Regions from separate parts of the Homo sapiens genome. Here region 2 is linked to region 1. Evidence: chromatin contacts called from ENCODE Hi-C or POLR2A ChIA-PET data. All regions are on one chromosome and are shown on one strand. The core of a region is the stretch at or near the end of the contact, and the rest is flanking DNA. Distances in the headings are between cores, read along the strand shown. Region 1 has its middle 30 kb from the start of RHOU. Region 2 has its middle 110 kb from the start of RHOU.

Region 1 (5,581 bases), core at 1,420-3,919:
TTTATCACACTTCAAATCTAAAATAAAATCATCTCCCCTCAATCATAGCCAGTGCCTCCTCCTGACTTTGTATTTCTGCCCCTGGTGCAGTTATCTTCCCTTTCCTGGCTTAAAATCTTAGTGTGATTGTTGAGCACAGCTTCTGCTGTGGTCAATCATTTCTAGAGATTCCACCCACAATGTGACATTGGCACTCACCTTTTCATTCCCATGCCCCCCTCTCTCGAGCTCAGAGCCTCCTCCCCTTCTGTCTACACCACGGTGACAGATCCTGACTAATCTCCTGCTCTCTCTTCACCCTTCTCTTCTCCTCCAGGTATCTGTTTCTAAACTGAAGACCAGATCAGTTCTTTTTTCTATGTAAACTACCTTCTTGTTCTACCACTGGTCTTCCATAGTCTGGTCCTTCCTCATCTATCTGTCCAGTCTTATTTCCCATGAGTCTTTCACCTCAATTCCACACGTCAGATATCCCTGTTAGATCTGTTTTCCACGTACTTGCGATTCTTTGTAATAGAGTTACTCTTCCTGTTCTGCCTTAACCTCTTGTCTCCTTCTCCAAGTGGCAAGTTCTGGCACCTCTTCAAGATCCGGCTCAAATGTCATCTCCTCTATGAAATCTTTACTGACTTGTCCTATTCCAGGCAAAATTAATCATTCCTTCTTCCTTTTTCAATTTAGAAAAAATCACATTCATTCTTTAATGTTTGACTCAAGAAAGACCTCTTATGTTCCTTCTTTCTGTATTAGTTTGACAGGGCTGCCATAATAAACACCACTGACTTGGTGGCTTAAACAACAAAAATGTATTCCTCACAGTCCTCGAGGCTAGAAGTGTGAGATCAAGGCGTTGGCAGGTTTGGTTTTTTTCTGAGACCTCCCTCCTTGGTTTGCAGATGGTCACCTTCTCCTGTGTCCTTACATGGTCTTCCCTCCATGTGTGTCTGTGTCCTAATCTCCCCTTCTTACCAGTCCTACTAGATCAGGAGCTACCCATATGACCTCATTTTACCTTAATTACCTCTTTAAAAATCCTGTTTCCAAATAGAGTCATACTCTGAGGTACTGGTGGTTAGGACTTCAATGTATGAATTTTGAGGGTGCACAATTCAGCCCAAAACATCTTCCTTCCTTCCTTTTCTCCTTCTCCTCCTTATCCTTCTTCTCTTTCTCCTTCTCTCTCTCTCCCCCTTTTTCTCTTTCTTTTATATAAAAAAGATAAATTGATCCCTGAACTTTCAGCAGGAATAAAGAGCAGTAAAGACTTGGCCCTCGTCCTCAAGCAGTATCTAGTCTCTCACAGGGGACAGACATGGGACCGAATAAGCCCAAGCTCCCTTCAGAAGAAGCCAACAGCCTCTGTGGCACTCTCTCAGGGCCCCATGCCCCAGGTTCCAGTGCAGATCCAAGCATTGTACTAGAGTGCCTCGTCTAGCTTCCTGTCACAGGGAGAAATTGTGAGCTTCTGAGGTCAGGGCCACCTTAGTCATCTCCAAATTTACAGTGCCTTGAAATGTACCTGGTACATAATAAATGATAAACAAATATTGGTTGAATTGAACCCAAATAAATTGATATTATATTTTTACTCCTGAAGGGTTTTTTGCTGATGGATTAACTTTTTCATCAGACTTAAACAAGGGACAAGTTTCTTTGTTAAAGTCAGCAGCTCGAAAGTGATCAGTTAGATGGCATTTTGCAATTCTTTTTCTTTTTTTTAGAAACAGAGTCTCACTCTGTTGCCCAGGCTAGAGTGCATGGCTCACTGCAGCCTTGACCTCCTGGACTCAAGTGATCCTTCTGCCTCAGTCTCCCAAAATAGCTGGGACTACAGGTGTGTGCCACCATGCCCAGATAGTTTTTTTTTTTTTTTAATTTTTTATAGAAACAGGGTCTTGCTATGTTCCCCAGGCTGGACTTGAACTCCTGGGCTCAACTGATCCTCCTGCCTCAGCCTCCCAAAATGCTAAGATTACAGGCATGAACCACCCGTAATTTGCTTTTTAAACTGATAAAAATATAAATTAATATCTTTGAAAAGGCAATGTTTCTACAATTTTTTTGGGAAAATGACTTCTGAGTTTCCTTCTATTTAGGAATCTCTCAGGTCTTTCCCACTGCAATAAGTTGTGTATATAAAAATTATAACTGCAATAACAAATTAATATTAGTTGCATTTTGATGTGAACCAAAAATAAAAATAAGCCTCATACTATGTGAAGGTGATAAGCAAGGAGAATCTTACAAAGACTTGAAAATATTTTGAGAAAATAAAAACTGCAAAATTAGAAGCATTCAACTTAATTATTACATAAAGTTTAAACAACTAATGAGTAGTGTTAATGGTCCGTTCTAGTTTAAGGTTACTGGTGACAGTATTTGTAACTGGCTGTTGGGTCACGTGAATGATCTACCATAATTGGCAGACAGAAAGTCCCACTTTCCTTTTACTTTGGAGACTAATGGTAATTTTCCCCCAGCCTCATCTCTATCTCCTGTCTTGGAGTGAGGTTCTGTAGAAGGTCTGCGTGTGACCGCTTGTGGCTGTCGGTGCCTTGCTGTAGCCTTCGAGGTGGAACCCAAGCTGGGCGCTGCAGGAGAGGAAACAAGGCCTCACTGAGGGGCAGAAACCAGGAAGCTGGGCCAGCCACGCCCTGAAGACTCTGCTCCTCTCTGTAGAAGTAGAGACCAGGTGTGACTTCCCATGGGGTGGGGGTGGTGAGAGTTGAGACAAACTGTCCCTGAAAGTGAAGAGGCCCCAGGCGGAGCACCTTGCACTCTGGAAGAGTGACACAGGACCCACTGGAACTAAAACTGTAATGTGATGAGATGTTGTCAAAGCAAAGTAACAACAACAATAAAAATACTAGTAGGCACTTACATAGCACTATGAGCCGGTGTTCTGGCAGATTTACTTATATATTAATACATTATGAACTATGTTTTTGTTTAATAGGACACACTTATCAGTTGCAAAAGACTACTAATGCCTACATTTTTCTGGCAAGATGTCATTTTCCATTAAGGCTCTATAAGGCTGGGTGTAGTGGCTCACATCTGTAATCCCAGCACTTTGGGAGGCTAAGGCAGGAAGATCATGAGCTCAGGAGTTAGAGACCAGCCTAGGCAACACAGCAGGATACTGTCTCTACAAAAAAATCAAAAAATTAGCAGGTCATGGTGGCTCCTGTAGTGGCAGCTACTCTGGAGACTGAGGTGGGAGGATCACTTGAGCCCGAGAAGTCAAGGCTGCACTGAACTATGATGGTGCCACTGCACTCCAGCCTGGTTGACTAAGCAAGATAGTGTTTCAAAAAAAAAAAAAAGAGAGAGAGAGAGATAGAAAGAAAAGGCTCCTTTAAATCCAGCCTTCAGCAGATGAGGGGGCTAAAACGGGCATGCCTTATATTAAGAGGGCTATTAGGGATTGCCCAGAAAATCTTTTTTTTTAAGCTGTTTTTGCCACATAATTAAGCTCATAAAATTTTCTTTAAAGAACCAAATAGGTTATATAACCAAAAGCCAAAGTCAAGTGATTCTTATGAGCAAACAACATATAGTTAATCCACAAAATTATTTTGGGACCTCACACTGTTATAAAGTTTTTCCTTACACAGAAACAAAAGCTTCTTCCCATAACATCCTTCTTTATTCTTTATATCTCTTTCGACAGCTCGAAGTGTGTTTGGTCCTCTGAGAAATCTCTGACCAAATGCAGCAGTCATTTGCCCTGGGTGGTGCCTTTCCTCTTTACTAAACCTAATCAATTCTTCTAACTCTTAATTATGTGAAATGTATATAGAGTATATGTTTATATAAAATATATGTATAGAAATGTGTACTGTGTAGTTTAGCAGTGGATGCTGTTTGCATGGTTACACAAGTACATGATGCATTGATAATTCATACACAAGAAGTTCTTTTGGGATGGACTCTGGTAGGCGGAATGGGAATACGCTATACAGCTGATCTTTGAACAACAGGGGTTTGAACTGCATAGGTCCACTTACACACAGATTTTTTTCTATACGAATTACACAGACTGCACTGGCCTCTCCTGCCTCCCCTTCCACCTCCATCACCTCTTCTGCTTCTGCCACCCCTGAGACATCAAGACCAATCCCTCTTCTTCCTCCTCCTCCTCAGCCTACTCAACATCAAGGCGAAGAAAAGGAAGACCTTTATGATGATCCACTTCCACTTAATAAATAATAAATATATTTTCTCTTCCTTTTGATTTTCTTAATAATATTTTCTTTTCTCTGGCTTACTTTATTGTAAGAATACCATATATAATACATATAACATACAAAATATATGTTAATTGGTAAGGCTTCTGGTCAACAGTAGGCTATTAGTAGTTAAGTTTTGGGGCAGTCATACATGGATTTTCCACTGCGTGGGGGTGTTGGTCTCCAAACCCCACATTGTTTAGGGGTCAACTGTACTGGCAGTGCTGGCCTGTTTTCTCCTTGGGGTACAGTCAGCATGCATGTCATTATAGTTTTACTTTCTCCCAAGTGTATTTCATTGCTTCAGTTTTTTGTCTTTGGTTTGAATTTCTTTTTTCATCAGAATTTATAGACCATCTGCAAAGCAGTAACTTTGGAGGGATTACAATGCTTCTATCAGTCAGCATCCCAGCTGGAAAGAGATGACGCACTCAAAGGGGTCACTGAACGGACTTAAATTGACAGACTATCTAGAGAAACCAGCACAGGATTGAGGAGACTGACAAGCTATGGTAAAGCCCCAGGAATCAGCAACAAGGGAGGCCTTTATCACCCGTCAGCCTGTTGGGAAGTGGCAGGCAGGGGACAAATATGAGAACTCAGAGATCTGGCTGTGAAGAGGGGCTGCTTGCAGGATCTGAGACTCTAGAAGAGAAACAGATTTCTCTTAGGGAAGGAGCAGGCAAGAAACCCCCAACCTCTCTCCACCTTTTCCATCTCCCCAGTTCCTGCTGCAGACCAAACCTTGTGAAAAGCAGAAATCTAAAAGATGAAGGGGGAAGAAGTTAGTCTTCCAGGCCACACAGCAGGGTCAGTAGGGGTCTGGAGGGGCAAAGAGAAAATCCAGGTCTGCACAAAATGCAACGAGAGAAGCATAGTTTCTCAGAGAGCGGGCACTGTGCACTCTGCATCTTTTCATGACCGTATCTAGTGTCTAGTGCAGGGCTTGACACCCATGACATTCTCAACAAGGGTCTTACTGAATCCGCGAACAGATCAGAAGTCAGTTGTTCCTGAAATAGAAGGCATTGTAACTGACAACAGAATACAAATGAACTGTGGCTTTTTAAAACAACCACATATTACTATTATCTAAAACTTACTCTTCTAAACAATGTCTTTATTAATCAGCTAATATTAAAGGAGAATCTGATAACTCTGATTTTTCTTTCCATCAACCTGTCCTTAAGCTGCACACAGAAAACTGTCTTCAGAAGGGAGTTTCTGATGTTGTTAAGCACCTAAAATTTGTGTAAGCAAATAAAAGAGCAAAGCCCTCCTAAATAGAGTATCAAGTTTGCAAGACTTGGCCACGGGAGGCCAATTCCAGTTCTAGTTCTGATTCTACT
Region 2 (5,581 bases), core at 1,095-3,594, 85 kb before region 1:
CTTCCAGGTCACCAGAATATTAAAACTAAAAAAAAAAAAAAAAAAAAAGTGTTAAAGACAGGGTCTCACTATGTTGACCAGGCTGGTCTCAAACTCCTGGCCTCAAGCTGTCCTCCCACCTCAGCCTCTTGAAATGCTGAGATTACACACATGCACCACGAAACCCAACTGGAGTCATTCTTGACTCTGCAAATGACCTCTCAGGGTTGGCTTGCACTCTCAGGATGGGGACTTGCACTTAGTCCATCTCAACTCATGGCCCCCAGCCAAGGGAATGCTCCAGGTATCCTGGGTGGGCCTTCTGACAGTGCTTGGGGAGGGTGTGTATGAGTGTGTGATGGGAGGCATGTGTGGGGTGTGTGCGTTTGCTTCGGGGTGAGTGTATGTGTGGCAGGGATGCCTGTGTGTGTGTGTGTGTGTGTGTGTGTGTTGGTCTGTGTGCTGGGTGTGTTTGTGTTGGTGTATGTGTCAGTGTTGTAGGACTTTTTCCTTAGTTCAGCTAAGAGCTGGGTTCTTGTCACACGGCCATGAGAGATTAGGCTTGCAGACACTTTGAAGGGTGAGAAAAAGTGGAATGTATTGGGCAAAAGGGAAACGGGGCCCTGGGCAAAGCCAGAGTCCCTGCTAGTGTGCTTCCCACCCCGCAGATTGAATCCCAGTTTCCACCCAGGAAAAGGAGGGGCCAGGCTCCTCCCCCTCAAAGACGTGAACTTCCCCATGCTCCACCCCAGCGTGCACTCCTACCAGTGCACAGGCCAGTCAGAGGGCCTGCCAGGGAGCCCTTCCCACCTGGCTGTCTCATCAGTGTGTGTGTGTTGGGAGTGTGTACCTGTGAGTGTGCATGTCTGTGTGTGGTGTGGTGGGTGTGTGTTGCTGTGTGTGTTGGGGGGTGTGAGTGTGGTGGGGTGTGTGTGTCTGTGTGTGTTGGGATGTATGCGCCTGTTGTGTGTGTTGTTCTGTGTGGGGTATAGGGGTTAGGGGTGTGGGGCTTGGGGAGCAGCAAGGCCTGCTCCCGCTTTCCCCTCCTGGAGGAGCTCATCTCTCACTCACACGTGACTGAGCCCTGGCTAATACCCGAGTCCACAGCAGCATCCCCAGTTGTCAGATTTGAACCTGGGGAGGGGGATGATATAAAAATGCAGCTTGAGAATTTGTTCACAATGGCTTAACAACTGTTGAGGAGATTTGTGGCTTCCTTCTGGTGAAGGCAGGGAAGTATAAAAATACTCAAGTGAGGAAATGGTTATAAAAAATTGAGCTGTCTTTAATCCACTTCAGTTTAATAGTCCCTCTTGGAAACATACACTTACCATGTAAGCCATGTCGAATGTTATCGCACACTTGAACCTAATGTTGGCTTCACACAGCGGAAGCCCTGGCATAGAAATTGTCTTTAAATCCTCTTTCAGATTAATTGCATCAAGAGTAGCATTCCTTGTGTAAGAGGATAGAAGGATCCTCCCAAAGGACTTAAAAACCTAACAAGAAATCTTTTAAATGAGTAGGAGGCTGTCAGAATTGTATATTTGATGTCACAGCACATTTTATGTTTCACATCCCAATCCTGCTGCCCAGGTTGAGGCATCCTTTGCTACAGATGGCGGGAACACAAGCAGAGGCCGCCAGCCTGGAGTCGCTCCATTACTCTACTGTAATTCTTCCCTGGGGTGCCGCACTGCAAGGCCACCCTGAGAAAATCTGACAGATCCATGTTATGGAACAGATCAATTCACATTTTCAATGCAAAGGGATTCCCAGGAGGATTCATTTAAATAGAAATTTCCTCTAGTGCCTTTAAACGGATTCTATTTACAAAATATCCATAAACAGCAAAATCTCAGGAACCCATTTTTGTAAGTGAAATGAGGCTGACTGCTACTCAGTGTGCATTTCAGAGTCCTTTAAAAGATCCAGTGATAACTGGAGAGGATGAAGTAGCCGGAGAGCTTTTAAAATGATTCCAAAGAAGGACAATTGATCTGCCAAGAAAGGCATTCTGGCTATGAAGCCTGTAGGAACAGGCGATCTGTAGGCTTCACTAAGGAGGTTAGGCTTTGGAATATCTGATTCCCACCTCTCCAGTCTCAATACCTGTCCCCAGTTCCTCATTCATGCAGCCCAGGCAGACAAGGCCTCCTTGGGTCTGGTTGCAACAACCGACTGTCCAAGCTTTCCTAAGCATAACTTCAGCCCAAGCCAGTTAATATGAAAACCAGAAAAAAAATGCTTTTCCCATGAAAGTGCAGTTTTATTAAAGTAAGAATGTAGGTATGACTAAGGGAGGAGACCACTCCTCATAGTGTCTTACGCCCAGTTTCTGGGCGTTTCTCCAAAGAAAGAAGAAGTAAAAGCTAAAAGGCAGAAATGAAATCCACAGACAGATAGCCTGGCACACACCCTGGTAGTTAAAAATCAACCTCTGACCTAACTACTTGTGTTATCTATAGATTCCAGGCATTGTATAGAAAAGCACTGTGAAAACCCCTGTCCTGTTCTGTTCCATTCTAATTACCGGTGCATGCAGCCCCCAGTCACGTACCCCCTGCTTGCTCAATTGATCACAGCCCTCTCATGCAGACCCTCTTAGAGTTGTAAGCCCTTGGACAGGAATTGCTCACTCGGGCAGCTCGGCTTTTGAGATGCAAGTCTGCCGAAGCTCCAGACCAAATAAAGCTCCTTCCTTCTTTAACCCAGTGTCTGAGGAGTTTTGTCTGCAGCTCGTCCTGCTACATGACTACAACTTATTATCTTTGCAGTGACTAAGAGTTGTCATGCATTCTAAAGTAAATGCACACCTCAAGAATCTAAACATAACAGAGGAAAAGAGAACTACTCTACTGCCATTCTCAGACACATACTCAGAATGAAGGGTTTGCCTTAAAAATGTAACTGAGAGAGATAGGGAGAGATTTGTTAAAAGATACAAAATTACAACTAGATGAGAGGAATAAGTTCTAGAGTTCTATGCCAATGTAGAGTGACTGTAGTTAACAGTAATATATTCTATAGTCTCGAATAGCTAGGATATTGAATGTTTCCAAAACAAAGAAGTAAATGTTTGAGATTATGGATATGCTAATTACCCTGATCTGATCACTATACATTATAGGTATGGAAACCTCACTATGTACTCCATGAATATATACAATCGCTATGCATCAATTAAAGTATTTAAAAATGTAACTGAGTTCATACAAACAGTGACTTGGTCATTTCCAAGCTTTGGCTGCCTGGTCTTTGTATTGCTGAGGAAAAAGTCTTGAAGAATTGCATGACTCCATAAAAAGCTGGTTTCTTATTCCTGGGAGAGCCCAGGAGGTACAATTTTGAAAAGCAGATGAGAAGGATGGGCTGATTTGTATAAGAGTGGAAAGTCCCAGCTCTGTATGCTGGGAGCAACCTTGCAAATTAGAAAAAAGATTCTCTTCTCCACATACGCTTTATCACCGTACGGACTGAAGCTGTCTTCTCAGCTTTTGCAGAAAGGCAGTCTGAAATCATGGGACACACACTGGCACTAGAATGGCTGAGCCCCAAGCTCCAGTGTGAGAGCAGGGTGAGTGATTTCACACCCACAGCAATTCCGAGCGCATGTCCCACCTGCTTGGCCTGTGGTGATGATTAAATGAGACAATGCTTTTTGCATGTTTAGCACAGAACCTGGGGACAATACACTCGGTCAGAGACTGCTGCTATTAATAGGTGGTGTTATTAATAGGAACTTGCCCCTGCTAATCTTCACCTGTTATCTGTTATTCTTTAATAGGACTGCAGCTTCAGTTCCTTTGCCTTTCACTTACTTTGAGTGGCCTGTTAATTGCCTTCCTGCTCACCTAATTGTTCAAACAAAAGAGCCCTTTGAACCTGCACCTTTGTAGCAGGAAAGAGAAGAGCTTATGCTCCAGGCAAGCTCTTCTCCTGGAGGGCCTTGCTGAGACCAGCCTTGAGCAAGATCACTGTGATTCCCACCTCAGGCCTCCACACCCCTGGAGTGGTGCTCATTAGCTGCAGTGCCTACCTGGAGAGGAACATGTTTATCACCTTTGCATTTTCCCATTATGTTTATAAACTTCCTTCAATGGCGTTTCTCTTTTTTTTTTTAAATCACTTGTAAACACATTTGAGCAAAATAGTCTCACAAATAGAAAACAAACCAAAAAATGGTTGTGCAGCCAGAAACTGGAGAGGTTCCTATGCCGTTCTAAGAAGTTTGAGTGGTGTTTATAGGCAGTAGGGACCTCTAGAATATTATTGCTCAGGGATGTGGTATGGTGGGATTGGCCATGAAAGCAGCTGTAGGTTTCTGGCAAGAGGGTGTGGAAGCAGCTGTAGGTTGCCAGCAAAGAGGTGTGGCATAGTCGGGGTCCTCAGTGAGAAGCTGGCTGCAGTCATGTGGTGGAGGTTGCTGAGGGCCCCAGCTGAAGGCAGAGCCGTGGGTTTAGAGAGATGCTTAACAGACAGAGGCTGTGGATGGAGATTCAACAGGACACTGTGCCCAGTTGGCTGGGGGGGGGGGGGCATGAGGCATCTACTCTGAGTGACCAGCAGGCTGCTTGTACCAGGCTGGTGAATAATACTGGAAGAGGTGAGTGTCTGGGAAGTGTGAGCTTTTCATGAAGTGAACTTGGACTGCAAGAGGCTCTGGTCGGGGTACTCAGCAGGCAGCCTGGAAGCCAAGTCTGAGACACTTCAAATTCTATTTGGAAGAAGGAAGAACATAAATAACTAAGGAAAAACTCTGTAAACTAAAATAATAGTTAAAAAATAATAATAAGTTAGAATTGGGTGACTGAAGTGGGAGGATCACTTGAAGCCAGGAGTTCGAGACCAGCCTGGGCAACAAAGTGAGACCATTATCTCTACAAACAAAACAAAACAACAATTAACTGAGCATAGTGGTACATGCCTATTGTCCCAGCTACTTGGGAGGCTGAGGCCAGAGGATTGCTTGAGCCCAGGAGGTTGAGGTTACAGTGAGCTATGATTGCACCACTGCACACCAGCCTGGGTGACAGAGCTAGGCGCTGTCTGGGAGAAAAAAAAAAAGTTAAGAACGAACTTATGTGAGGAGTCAGGGTCGGGGATGTGACAGGCATTTGAACCAAAGCAACTCCATCTTGAATAGGGAATGGGTAAAATGAAGCTGAGACCTACTGGGCTGCATTCCCAGGCGGTTAGGAGTTCTAAGTCACAGGATGACGTAGGAGGTTGGGACAAGATACAGGCCAGAAAGACCTTGCTGATCAAACAGCCTGCAGTAAAGAAGCTGGGCAAAACCCACCAAAACCAAGATGGTGGTGAAAGTGACCTCACTGCTCATTATATGCTAATTATAATGTAGTAGCATGCTAAAAGACACTCCTGCCACTGCCACAACAGTTTACAAATGCCATGGCAATGTCTAGAAGTTACCCTGCATCCTCTAAAAAGGGGAGGAACCCTCAGTTCCAGGAATTGCCCACCCCTTTCCCAGAAAATTCATGAATAATCCACTCCTTGTTTAGCATATAATCAATAAATAACCATAAAAATAGCCAACCAGCAGCCCTTGGGGCTGCTCTGCCTATGGAGTAGCCATTCT

The links. A loop is a pair of places that touch in the nucleus more often than their neighbours do. ChIA-PET counts read pairs that join two places held with the same protein, here RNA polymerase II (POLR2A). Pooled maps may share reads with other maps.
Region 2: a loop to region 1 is called in a pooled map, with 2.8 times the contacts of the local background. The contact joins two enhancer-like sites. A Hi-C loop is called at or near these places in 1 of 168 maps with a recorded cell type or tissue (naive thymus-derived CD4-positive, alpha-beta T cell), 8 of 37 single-sample maps with no recorded cell type and 4 of 50 pooled maps. POLR2A ChIA-PET finds 5 or more read pairs at or near these places in 4 of 52 experiments (Caco-2, MCF 10A, Panc1 and 1 more).

Annotation. Positions count from the first base shown.
Region 1 is chr1:228,762,824-228,768,404 of GRCh38, reverse strand. No RefSeq gene overlaps it. Among named protein-coding and RNA genes, the nearest start is that of RHOU, 30 kb to the right of the region's middle. Within about 2 kb of position 2,669, at least 4 of the 41 ENCODE cell types and tissues checked have a DNase peak (open chromatin) inside an H3K27ac peak, as active enhancers do.
Region 2 is chr1:228,847,439-228,853,019 of GRCh38, reverse strand. No RefSeq gene overlaps it. Among named protein-coding and RNA genes, the nearest start is that of RHOU, 110 kb to the right of the region's middle. RefSeq lists an enhancer at 3,300-4,114. Within about 2 kb of position 2,344, at least 2 of the 41 ENCODE cell types and tissues checked have a DNase peak (open chromatin) inside an H3K27ac peak, as active enhancers do.